Linked DNA regions of Homo sapiens: region 2 is linked to region 1. The links are chromatin contacts, found by Hi-C or POLR2A ChIA-PET in ENCODE. All regions are on one chromosome and are shown on one strand. Each heading gives the region's core, a stretch centred on a gene start or an enhancer-like site at or near the end of the contact. The rest is flanking DNA. Distances are from core to core; before and after follow the strand shown. Region 1 overlaps RAD9B (RAD9 checkpoint clamp component B). Region 2 overlaps CCDC63 (coiled-coil domain containing 63).

Region 1 (5,406 bases), core at 1,513-4,012:
CCACCATGCCCAGCTAATTTTTTGTATTTTTAGTAGAGACGGGGTTTCACTATGTTGGCCAGGCTGGTCTCGATCTCCTGACCTCAGGTGATCCACCTGCCTCAGCCTCCTAAAGTGCTGGGATTACAGGCGTGGGCCACCGTGCCTGGCTATTTCTGTATTTTAAAGATAAGAAGACTGAGCACAGTGGCTCATGCCTGTAATTCTAGCACTTTGGGAGGTGAAGGCAGGAGGATTGCTTGAAGCCAGGAGTTTGAGACCAGCCTGGGCCACGTAGCAAGACCTGGTCTTTACGGAAAAAAAAAAAAAGGCTGCGCATGGTTGTGCATACCTGTAGTTACAGCTACTCCAGAGGCTGAGGTGGGAGGATTGCCCAGGAGTTTGAGGCTGCGGTGAGACGTGATCACACAGCTGCACTGCAACCTGGGCAATAGGGCAAAACCTGATAACAAATAAAAAGGTGAAGATGAGAGGCATTTGAGCATTTGAAAATGCTAACATTCCCAGGGTGCTGGGATGCAGAGATAGGGAGGAAAGGACTGGCTTTAACTTGGAAGAGTGGCTTCTGCCGTAGCAGGAGGGGAAGGGAAGAAGATGGATTAATTAATCCAGTGGCTTACGGAGGCTTCGTTGACCTCTGCCTCTCAGTTCTGGTGGAAGCTTTGATGGCTCAGGAGGGGAGTCAGCAGCAGACCATTGATCCCAAACTGAAGATTGTCATGTGCCTTTGAAGGCAGGGAAAGGTTTGTTTTTTTTGTTTAATTTTTTGAGATGGAGTCTTGCTCTGTCCCCAGGCTGTAGTGCAGTGGCACGATCTCGGCTCACTGCAAGCTCCGCCTCCCGGGTTCACGCCATTCTCCTGCCTCAGCCTCCCGAGTAGCTAGGACTACAGGTGTCCGCCACCACACCCAGCTAATTTTTTTTTGTATTTTTAGTAGAGACGGGGTTTCACCATGTTAGTCAGGATGGTCTCGATCTCCTGACCTCGTGATCCGCCCACCTTGGCCTCTCAAAGTACTGAGATTACAGGCGTGAGCCACCATGCGCGGCCAAGGTTTGGTTTTAGGACGTGTTGGACCAATAATGAAGGTTCTGGGTGTTCTGTGAACCATCACCAGCAAAGACAGGGATATAATACTGGTCAGGTTTCTGAGGAGGGCTGTCACCTGGAGCATTTAATGAGCAAACTTTCTCTTTGGAATCAACAATGCAGTTCCTTTTTTCCCTCCAGTTTTCTTGCATGTTCTTTGGAGCAGTTTCTTCTGACCAGCAAGAACACTTCAACCACCCTTTCGACAGTCTGGCAAGAGCAAGTGACAGTGAAGAGGACATGAATAATGGCAGTTTCTCTATATTCTAATGCTTAATGATGGCTGAGCTGGGCCCCAGCCCAGTGACTGGCTCATTTGCCCCTCAAGCACGAGTTTGCATGTTTAGTGTCTAAAAGAGGTTGTCCAGGACTTCCTTTTAATGGAGGATGGGCTTTTAAACCACATCATCTTGTACAACAACCATATCTAGAAATAGCTGTTTGTCAAGTGTATGTAACTTGCTTTAAATCCATTATGCTACTTGTGAGGCAGAAGAGTTTTCTGTGAAGGAAAAAAGCCCATTAGAGTTCTTCAATTCAATGCACGTTCACCCTAGAGCTTTTAACATCTTTGCTAGTTTTATAAAGGTATTTAAACTTTATTCAACAGCCATTTAGAGTGCCATCAAGATGGCTTGAAATGGAATTTTGTGATTTGTAGTCAGGTATCTTTTGTATTTGATTGCAAACATTTGGATTTTAGTTTTCTCATGTAATACCATGGCCTTTTTTGTGCATTGTTTTTTATATTTTAAGACTTTAAGTAGAATAAACCCTGGAAAAAAGATCAAGAGTAAAAATATATAGTCACTTTCACTTGGCTTTTTTAGACGGAGTCTCACTTTGTCACTCAGGCTCAAGTGCAGTGGTGCAATCTCTGCTCACTGCAACATCTGCCTCCCAGGTCCAAGCGATTCTCCTGCCTCAGCCTCCCGTGCAGCTGGGATTGCAGGTGCGTGCCACCATGCCTGGCTAATTTCTGGTATTTTGTAGAGACAGGGTTTCGCCATGTTGGCCAGGGTGGTCTTGAACTCCTGGCCTCAAGTGATCTGCCCACCTCGGCCTCCCAAAGTGCTGGGATTACAGACTTGAGCCACTGCGCCCAACCTGGAGTGTTTTTACATATTGTAAAATTTTATTTCCTAACCTCAAATTGTTCTGATTTTCAGATGTGATTTTTTATTTTGCAGTGTGCTGCAGGAAAGAATTTAATGGAAGTGATGCCAAATATTTCTGTATTATCTGACATAGAACAGTATCCTCCACTGCCAAGACAGCCTGAGTTTGGAGTGGAATAAGGTGGAAGACAAATGTCTCTGTTCTTTGGCCCTTTAAGAGTTAGCTTTTTACCTGCACAAATGGACTAAAAAATCTGGCACAAAACATTGTTATGTAATGTCTTATGATGTGTGCCTCTCCCTCCCCCAAACCTGTTTACAGTCAATTATAACCTGACAAACGAGACTTTTGTAACATATTATTGTTACATCTTTCTGAAACCTTCAAACCGTAAGGAAGTGTTAACTGGCAAGCAGTTGTACTTTAGACTTTGTGAGAAATTCATAAAGGTGGCTGAGTGGATTTGCATGCTTTAGAACTGTGAATAGAGTTCTAACTGAAACCAGAATTAATTTGGCTCTTGTAGCTTAGTAATGAGTCATAGCTACCCACAATAACCTAATAAAAACTCAAGTTCATCCCAAGATGTTCCTTAGTGAATGAAAATGGGCCTTAACCAAGCTTTTTGTGGTAACTGGCAATGCCCACATAATTTCAACTAAGTCCTTTCATCACATGGTAGGGGAAGATATATGTATCTTATGCTTACACTGATGATTAACACTGAATTTCTGGTATTTCTAACAAATGCAGATGCCTACACAGGGAGCTTTTATACACAAAAGTAACTCTGTAGGTCTCTTTGCTGAGGATAACATTTCTGGTTCATTCATTGAAGTAGGCAGAGGGGTTTAGGTCTTAAAGGCATCATCATCAGTAATAGCCTGGATGCAGCATTGGACTATTATTATAGTTAATACTGGCGGGGTGTAGTGGCTCATGCCTGTAATCCCAGCACTTTGGGAGGCCCAGGTGGGCGGATCAGTTGAGCCCAGCAGTTCAAGACTAGCCTGGGCAACATGGTGAGATCCCATCTCTACAAAAATTAGCTGGGCACTTTGGATTTTAGAATTTGGATACAGAGTGCTAAGCTGAAATACAGTCATGTGCTGCATAACAACGTTTTGGTCAACGATGGACTGCACAGACAGTGGTGGTCCCATAAGATAATGGAGCTGCCCTATACAGGTGTACCATTTTTTTGTCTTTCATACCATAGTTTTGCTGAAACATTTCTATGTTTAGATATACAGATGCTTACTGTTGTGTTACAACTGCCTACAGTATTCAGTACAGTAACATGTTATACAGGTTTGTCGCCTAGGAGCAACAGGCTATTCATATAGCCCAGATGTGTAGTAGGCTAGACCATCTAGGCTTGTGTCAGTACACAATGATGAAATTGCTAAGGATGCATCTGTCAGAACATCTCTGTTAAACAACACGACTGACTGTACAGCAGATTTTTTTTGTAGCTTCCCTCTATACTATACGGAAGGTGCAAAGCCTCAGCTGGGAAAAAGTTCTATAATTTACATTTAATTGTCCGTCCATTTTGATGAATTTCTGAGGAAGCTAAACTGATGTAGTGAAGCAGCTGGAGCCAGTTAAAGTAGCAGCATATAATCAGTGCTAGAATGACTAGGAGGCTTGGAAATGAGGACCTGATAGTGACCAACAAACTCAATGTCAAGGGCTGGTGTCTCATTTAGTTACTATTCAAACCAAAAGAAGCACACAGATTAGTATAAATACTATATTTATTAAATATCTTTACAGTTTATTTAAATGTATTTACAGAACTATTCCTGCATAAGTTATAATTCAGACATCCAAATTCAGGTAATTGCCTCTTGGGTAATAAGACAAATAATGATAGTCTCAACAGAAAAAAAGCAGCTCATTAGTATACACACAGATTCTAATTTGCTTCATTATTTAGCCATCTTTGCCACAAACTACCTGCTAACAGTTAAAATTCTGACATGGACACGTTTTAGTTGAGAAGTTCAATTTTGCAAAGAATTTAATTTTAAATAAATAGAATCCAAATATGTCCTGCTTCATGTTTTGTTTCATAAGCAGATTTTGGTTTTTTGATACTGTAAAATTTTTAAAATGCAAAAATGTGATACAGTTTCCAGAGAAACTGAATGCTGTAGCTTCTACCAAAGATAGCTGGTATTAAGGTGACCTAAAGAACCATGAACTCATCCAAAGTACAAACGTTTACAATTCGAGCCAATCTTGTTTACATTCTCTCAAACACTCAAAGCTGACTCAATAAATTCCCACGATTCCTGCCTAACTTGTTACTTGGTATGGTGGGCTAATGGTACTGAAGGTGGTTTCCATCTCCGGGCTACTGTCCTATCCAGAACACACGCAGCTGATAGAGGAGAGGACGCTCTCCCATCATGCAAAGCTTGAAACCCAGTTTCTAATCTAGACACAGCCCAACCCCCAGACATGCATACCTGGAATGGATTCTTTTGTGATTTAGTACCCAACAACCATGTCAAGCAAGTACAGTAACTCAGGACAAATAACTTGTTCCCCCTGCATCCCATTTCTTTTAGTTTTTAGAGCCTATGGACTCTACTGCATCTCCATTTGGTAAATTTTTTTTTTTTTTGTGCGCAGGCAGCTTAAGTTCATAGGAAGAAATAAGGTTCTGATATGTTTAGAGTGCACATTTTAAAACAACAAAATAAAAATTTCAAGCATGTGATAAAAATATTGATTTTTATAATACAGTATTGCTTTATAAATATAGATGGAAAAGCTATAAACTTTACTGGTCTTTGGTGCATCCAGAGAGGGATAAATAATTTGCCATTTGTAAATTAGAAATCCAAATTTTTTCTTTTGTTATAAAAGTCCATTACATGAGGCGTGTGTGTGTGTGTGTGTTGCTTAAAATATAATTAACACACACATCAGGTTCAGAATCAGACCCACCAAGTGGTACAGCACAGTAACAACCCATGGAAGCTTGGGTCTGTGACCTGGAAAATTCTACTATGGGTCCAACACAGCCTCTGACCACTGAGAGTAGGAGAGATACTTGTTAAGCAGCACTCCAGCTGACCCCCCCGGCAGTCATAAAATTAAGTGCATAACACAAAAAGAACAGGGGAAAATAGAGAAAATATTTTATGTCACTAATCTATAGGCCAGATCCAAAGCCAATTCCA
Region 2 (5,406 bases), core at 2,080-4,579, 360 kb after region 1:
CAGGTGCCCGCCACGACGCCCTGCTATTTTTTTTTTTTTTTTTTGTATTTTTAGTAGAGATGGGGTTTCATCATGTTGGCCAGGCTTGTCTCAAACTCCTGGCCTCAAGTGATCCACCTGCCTCAGCCTCCCAAAGTGCTGGGATTATATAGATGTGAGCCACCACACCTGGCCTGTAATTGTCTTTCAATGTATAGATACATTTCATGTATTCATGTCCCCCAACCCAATAGTGACTTTATAATCCATGGCATGTTTTATTAACCAGCATTCAGTAAACTACAGTCCATGGCTATTTCTGTGTAGCCCATGAGCTAAGAATGATTTTTACATTTTTAAAGGATTGTAAGAAGAAAAAAAAAAAAGAGAGAGAGAGAAATATGCAAGAGGGACCTGCAAAGCTGAAAGTATTTCTTATTTGGCCCCTTACCTGACCCTTGTTAATCAACAGTTTCGAGGAGTGAGAACTCATTCTCATCTTGGCGAGACTTGATGCACAGGCCCTGACAAGTCCTGCAGTAAAGAAGCCTGTCTACCTTTGTTGAACCCATAATTTCCCAAATGTCATTGGCTTCCTGGGCTATTTACACACCAGTACATAAATAAACATCCTTTGGAACTGTCTGCATGGAATAGAGTCTAAACCCTTTAGTGTGACATTCCAGCCCCTTCAAAATTTGGCTTCTACCTGCCTTTGCAGACACAGGTCCTGTTATGACCTCCAAGACACCCTCTGCTGCTGCCAGCCCCAGCTGTCCCATGCATTTCCCTCCGCCACTGCCTTCCCGTGCTATTCCCTCTCCCTCCCCTCCTTTTCTCTTCTGATGAAATCCTGCTCATTAGTCCTGACCCTGCACAAATGTCGCCTCCTCTGGGAATTCATTAGTCCTTCTTCTGCAGGCCCTGTCCTCTGCTTACATGATGAGGGGAGCTGCTTTCCTTTGCAATATGTCACTGTTTCCCAAATGTGGGGCATGCACGCTGGCCATGTGCAAACAGATTGCAGCTAGAATATAGGTGAAAACATTTTCATTTACTAGTGATGAATTAATTTTTAAAGGAATAATAGAGCTTGCAGAGCAAACTTGTGATTTAATGGATATTTACTTAGGGTAGTAAGTAATAATAACAGTAAACAAAGAATAATAAACATAATGGCTTGGTTTACAGAAAACTATTATAGATAATAACAGTCCATGTGGCTGCAAAAAATGGAGTGAAGGTGACTTTATCAATTAGGGTTGTCACAGGAAACAGCACAGCCAACATGGGTAAATTGGCCAGGCACAGTGGCTCACACCTGTAATCGCAGCACTTTGGGAGGCCGAGGCGGGTGGATCACCTGAGCTCAGGAGTTCGAGACCAGCCTAGGCAACATAGTGAAACCCTGTCTTTACTAAAAATACAAAAATGAGCTGGGCATAGTGGCCTGCACCTGCAATCCCACTACTTGGGAGACTGAGGCAGGAGAATCCTTTGAACCCGGGAGGTGGAGGTTGCAGTGAGCCGAGATGGCGCCACTGCACTCCAGCCTGGGTGATACAGGGAGACTTCGTCTCAAAAAAAACCAAAAAAAAACCCACCCCAAAAAACCACCAAAACCCAAAAATAAAATGGGTAAATTGAGGAGAGTTTTTAAAAAGGGACTGTTTCCAGACATCTAAGGAAATTAAGAAGGGAGCATGCGGGAGTAGCCAGAGCTCCAGAAATGGGTCAGGGGAGGGAGGAATGAGGATATGGCTGCCTGCTATGCCCTTCCTGGAGGGGTGCAGCCAAATTAGGGACGGGCCCAGGGGGTGGCAAATACCCCAACCTCCCTCTCCTCCCACCCTTTATCTCCCACTTGTGCCTCCCACTGGCTGGGCTACTCAGCAGCCAAGCACAAGGAAGCCCATTGGTGCAAGCCCTGCAGGTCCCAGGCAGGGCATGGGGAGGTGTGGGGTGGGAGGTGCACCCGGGGGTGGGGAAGACAGACTTGAAGGACCCTCATGCCACTCTCTGTCCCCCTCCCGGAAGGAGGTCTTCCTGGACAAGGGTCCAGGACAGGCACAGGAAATGGTTCTTCCCCAGAAATGACCTTGACCTCACATTCACCTTGAGGCTGCTCTCATCCTTTCCTCCTGCAGTCGCACAGCATCTCCTGCACAAGGACAAGTGCAGGTGCTCTGGTTCTCAGTCTCTCTATCTGTAGAATGGCACACACACTTGGACTAGAGGAGTCCTCCAAGTCCAAACTCTTTTTATAAAAAAAGTTTCAAACTTTTATTTAAAAAGCTACAAAACTTTTTTTTTAAATTTTCTTTCTTTTTTTCTTTTTTTGAGACAGAGTCTTGCTCTGTCACCCAGGCTGGACTGTAGTGGCACGATCTTGGCTTACTGCAACCTCCACCTCCCGGGTTCAAGCGATTCTCCTGCCCAGGCTCCAGAGTAGCTGGGACTACAGGCAGAGCCACCACACCTGGCTAATTTTTGTATTTTTAGTAGAGACAAGGTTTCATCATGTTGGCCAGGATGGTCTCGAACGCCTGAACTCAGGTGATCCGCCTGCCTCGGCCTCCCAAAGTGTTGGGATTACAGGGATGAGCCACCACGCCCGGTGGTGGCTTGCTCTGCAAGCTCTATTCTTATACAAAATGTTTTTGTTTAATCCCATGTTATGAGGAAACACTGGTACATAAAACATAGGAAATGGAGCAGACCTGGATGAAGGAGTGGCGGTGGGATGGGCCATGGGAGGGGGCTGGGACCCTACCTTTTTGCCTTCTTCTGGCACCTTTGCTCAGACTAAGGGATCAGGTTAAAAAAATTTTTTTTTAATTAAAAACAATTAGAATTCTAACATCTGACTTCACCCCTCCCTAGAGGGCTGGGGGCGGAGTCTCATAAACTAGCCTCCTGAGTTGCTGGGACTACAGGCGCGCGCCACCACGCCCAGCTAATTTTTGTATTTTTAGTAGAGACGGGGTTTCACCATGTTGGCCAGGATGGTCTCATCTCTTGACCTCGTGATCCGCCCACTTCGGCCTCCCAAAATGCTGGGAATACAGCGTGAGCCACCGCGCCCGGCCCCAGCCTTCTTTTTTAGTTTCGTTTGGTCTCCTCCACCTCCCCAAGTTGTTAAATTCTTAGTGGCAGTGATTTAAAAACCAGGATATTCCACATGAAAGTCTGAATTTCTGGTTTCCCTTGGAAAATCAGATCTGACACCTCCCGCCCACATTCCCGCGGGAATCCGAGTTCCTACAAACGGAGCCATCGGCTCCCTCTTCGCTCACAGAGACCAGCCAGGCTGAAGTGCTCCAGGGCCCGCAGAGCTTAGCGGGCCTTTGAGTTGCTAACTGAGGTTCAGGCGCGTCACCACTGTCCTCTGGCGTCCATTTGCGGTATTGCAGGGAAGGTCTTTGCGGGCAGGCCTGGAAGTGGGCAGGACCCTGAATTCTCGGGTCCCAGTGGGACACCGAGGGAGGACAAGCCCTAGCAGAGGGGTATGAGGACCCCAGCTGAATATCCTGACCTGATAGAAAATATTCCTGAGCTGAATTGGCCTTGATTTTCCCCACTCCTCATAAGGGGACCCTCTTCCTTAGGGTCATGACAAATATGTCTAAGATGGGTAAGCGCTGCCCTCTCTGGGCCTCAGTTTCCCCATCTGTAGAGTGATATTTGGACCAGAACAGTAGCTTCCAAGCTCTTTGTTAAGGTTACAGAACTATGACTTTTTGGGCTCAAATAGATCTGCAAATGCCTGTTGAATAAGTCCAGAGAGCACTGATTTCCAATGGTAAGACTTAATTTTGCAAAAAATGTTATAGGACAAAGATATGCTCACTGTAGAGAATCTGGAAAGCAACTAAGGATGGAAGGAATTTTAAACCACCCACTATCCCATTGCCTGAGACAATCACTGGTGACATTCTGAAATATTTCCTTCCAACTTCCAACTTTTTTTTTGGTCCTTCTTTCCTTCCTTCCTTCCTTCCTTCCTTCCTTCCTTCCTTCCTTCCTTCCTTCCTTCCTTCCTTCCTTCCTTCCTTCGTTTTTCTTTCTTTTTCTTTCTTCTTTTTTTGCAGGATCTCACACTGTCACCCAGGCTGGAGTACAGTGGCTTGATCTTGGCTCACTCCAGCCTCAATCTCCCTGGCTCAGGTGATCGTCTCATCTCAGCCTCCAGAGTGGCTGGGACTACAGGCACACACCACCACACCCAGCTAATTTTTGTATTTTTTGCAGAGATGAGGTTTCAGTGTGTTGCCCAGGCTGGTGTCAATGGTTGTGCTTTTCAAATGTAACATAGTTATTATCATATAAAGTTGTGTATCTGATTGAAGCAAATGTCCTTTTGGTTACTCGTTCATCCAGCAAGTATTTATTGAGCACCTACTGCGTTCCAGACACTGCTCTAGACCCTGATAATGTGGCAGTGAACAGGATGACAAAAAGTTCAGCCCTCACAGAACTGCTGTTTTGGCAGGGAGAAACAGACAATAAACAACAAGCCCAATACTTACGTAAGTTATAGAGTAAGTTAGAAAGGGAGATGCAGTGTGGGTAAAAAGATGAAGTCGCACAGCGTAAGACGGGTTTTGGAGCCGGTTGGGGCCCCGGGCAGTTGAGAAGTTAAGATCTGAGTGAACTTACAGGTGAAGGATTGAGCTGTCCAGATCTCTGGGGAAGAACGCTCCAGGCAGAGGAAACAGCAACAGCACACGCAAAGGCCCTGACGCAGCTTGCAAGCAGGCCAGGGTGTCTGGCGCACAGAGAGAGACATGGGAGGGAGAGGGGATGAATCTGGGAGGTGAGGGCTGCTGGGCACATTTCCAGAAGAGGTTTTGGCCATTTCTCAGAGAGGCAGGGGCCATGGGAGATCTCCGAGCAGGGGAGCGGTGCCATCGACTCAGGTTATTGATGCAATTTGCAAAATAGTAAAAAGTCTCAATGTGAATCCCATCACCTGGATATGGCATTGGTTCATCTTTTTGGTAGAGATCCCCCACCCCACCCCTGCCCTGTAAAGATCGGAAGACTCACTTCCTTTCTTTTTTCCTTTTTCCAAAATCATATATTTTTTTCCGATTAGAATTTTTTTTCACAATTTGGAAAATACTAAAAAGTATAAATACAACCTCCAAATCAGGAATAATTCCATCACACGGACATAGCATTGTTTCATCTTTTTGGTAGAGTTCTTTCTGCTTTTTTAAAAATTAAAAATTTTTAGCACTTTGGGAGGCCGAGGTGGGCGGATCACTTGAGCCCAGGAGTTTGAGACCAGCCTGGGCAACATGGCGAAACCCCATCTCTACAAAAAATACAAGACACAAAAAGAAATTAGCTGGGTGTGATGGTGTGTGCCTCTAGTCCCAGCTACTCAGAAGGCTGAAGTGGGAGGATTGCTTGAGCCTGGGA

What was found. Hi-C counts contacts between places; a loop is a spot of excess contacts on that map. ChIA-PET counts read pairs that join two places held with the same protein, here RNA polymerase II (POLR2A). Pooled maps may share reads with other maps.
Region 2: a loop to region 1 is called in a map of OCI-LY7, with 4 times the contacts of the local background. The contact joins two enhancer-like sites. A Hi-C loop is called at or near these places in 2 of 168 maps with a recorded cell type or tissue (GM12878 and OCI-LY7) and 1 of 50 pooled maps. POLR2A ChIA-PET finds 5 or more read pairs at or near these places in 2 of 52 experiments (GM12878 and WTC11).

What each region holds. Positions count from the first base shown.
Region 1 is chr12:110,529,294-110,534,699 of GRCh38, forward strand. It overlaps RAD9B (RAD9 checkpoint clamp component B), which reads left to right. Exons shown (of 11, transcript NM_001286535.2): 11 at 1,232-4,263. The coding sequence ends at 1,360. PPTC7 (protein phosphatase targeting COQ7) reads right to left here. Exons shown (of 6, transcript NM_139283.2): 6 at 3,952-5,406. Among named protein-coding and RNA genes, the nearest start is that of RAD9B, 30 kb to the left of the region's middle. RefSeq lists an enhancer at 1,028-1,277. Within about 2 kb of position 2,763, at least 3 of the 41 ENCODE cell types and tissues checked have a DNase peak (open chromatin) inside an H3K27ac peak, as active enhancers do.
Region 2 is chr12:110,884,827-110,890,232 of GRCh38, forward strand. The region is part of intron 8 of CCDC63 (coiled-coil domain containing 63); the gene reads left to right. Among named protein-coding and RNA genes, the nearest start is that of MYL2, 33 kb to the right of the region's middle. Within about 2 kb of position 3,330, at least 10 of the 41 ENCODE cell types and tissues checked have a DNase peak (open chromatin) inside an H3K27ac peak, as active enhancers do.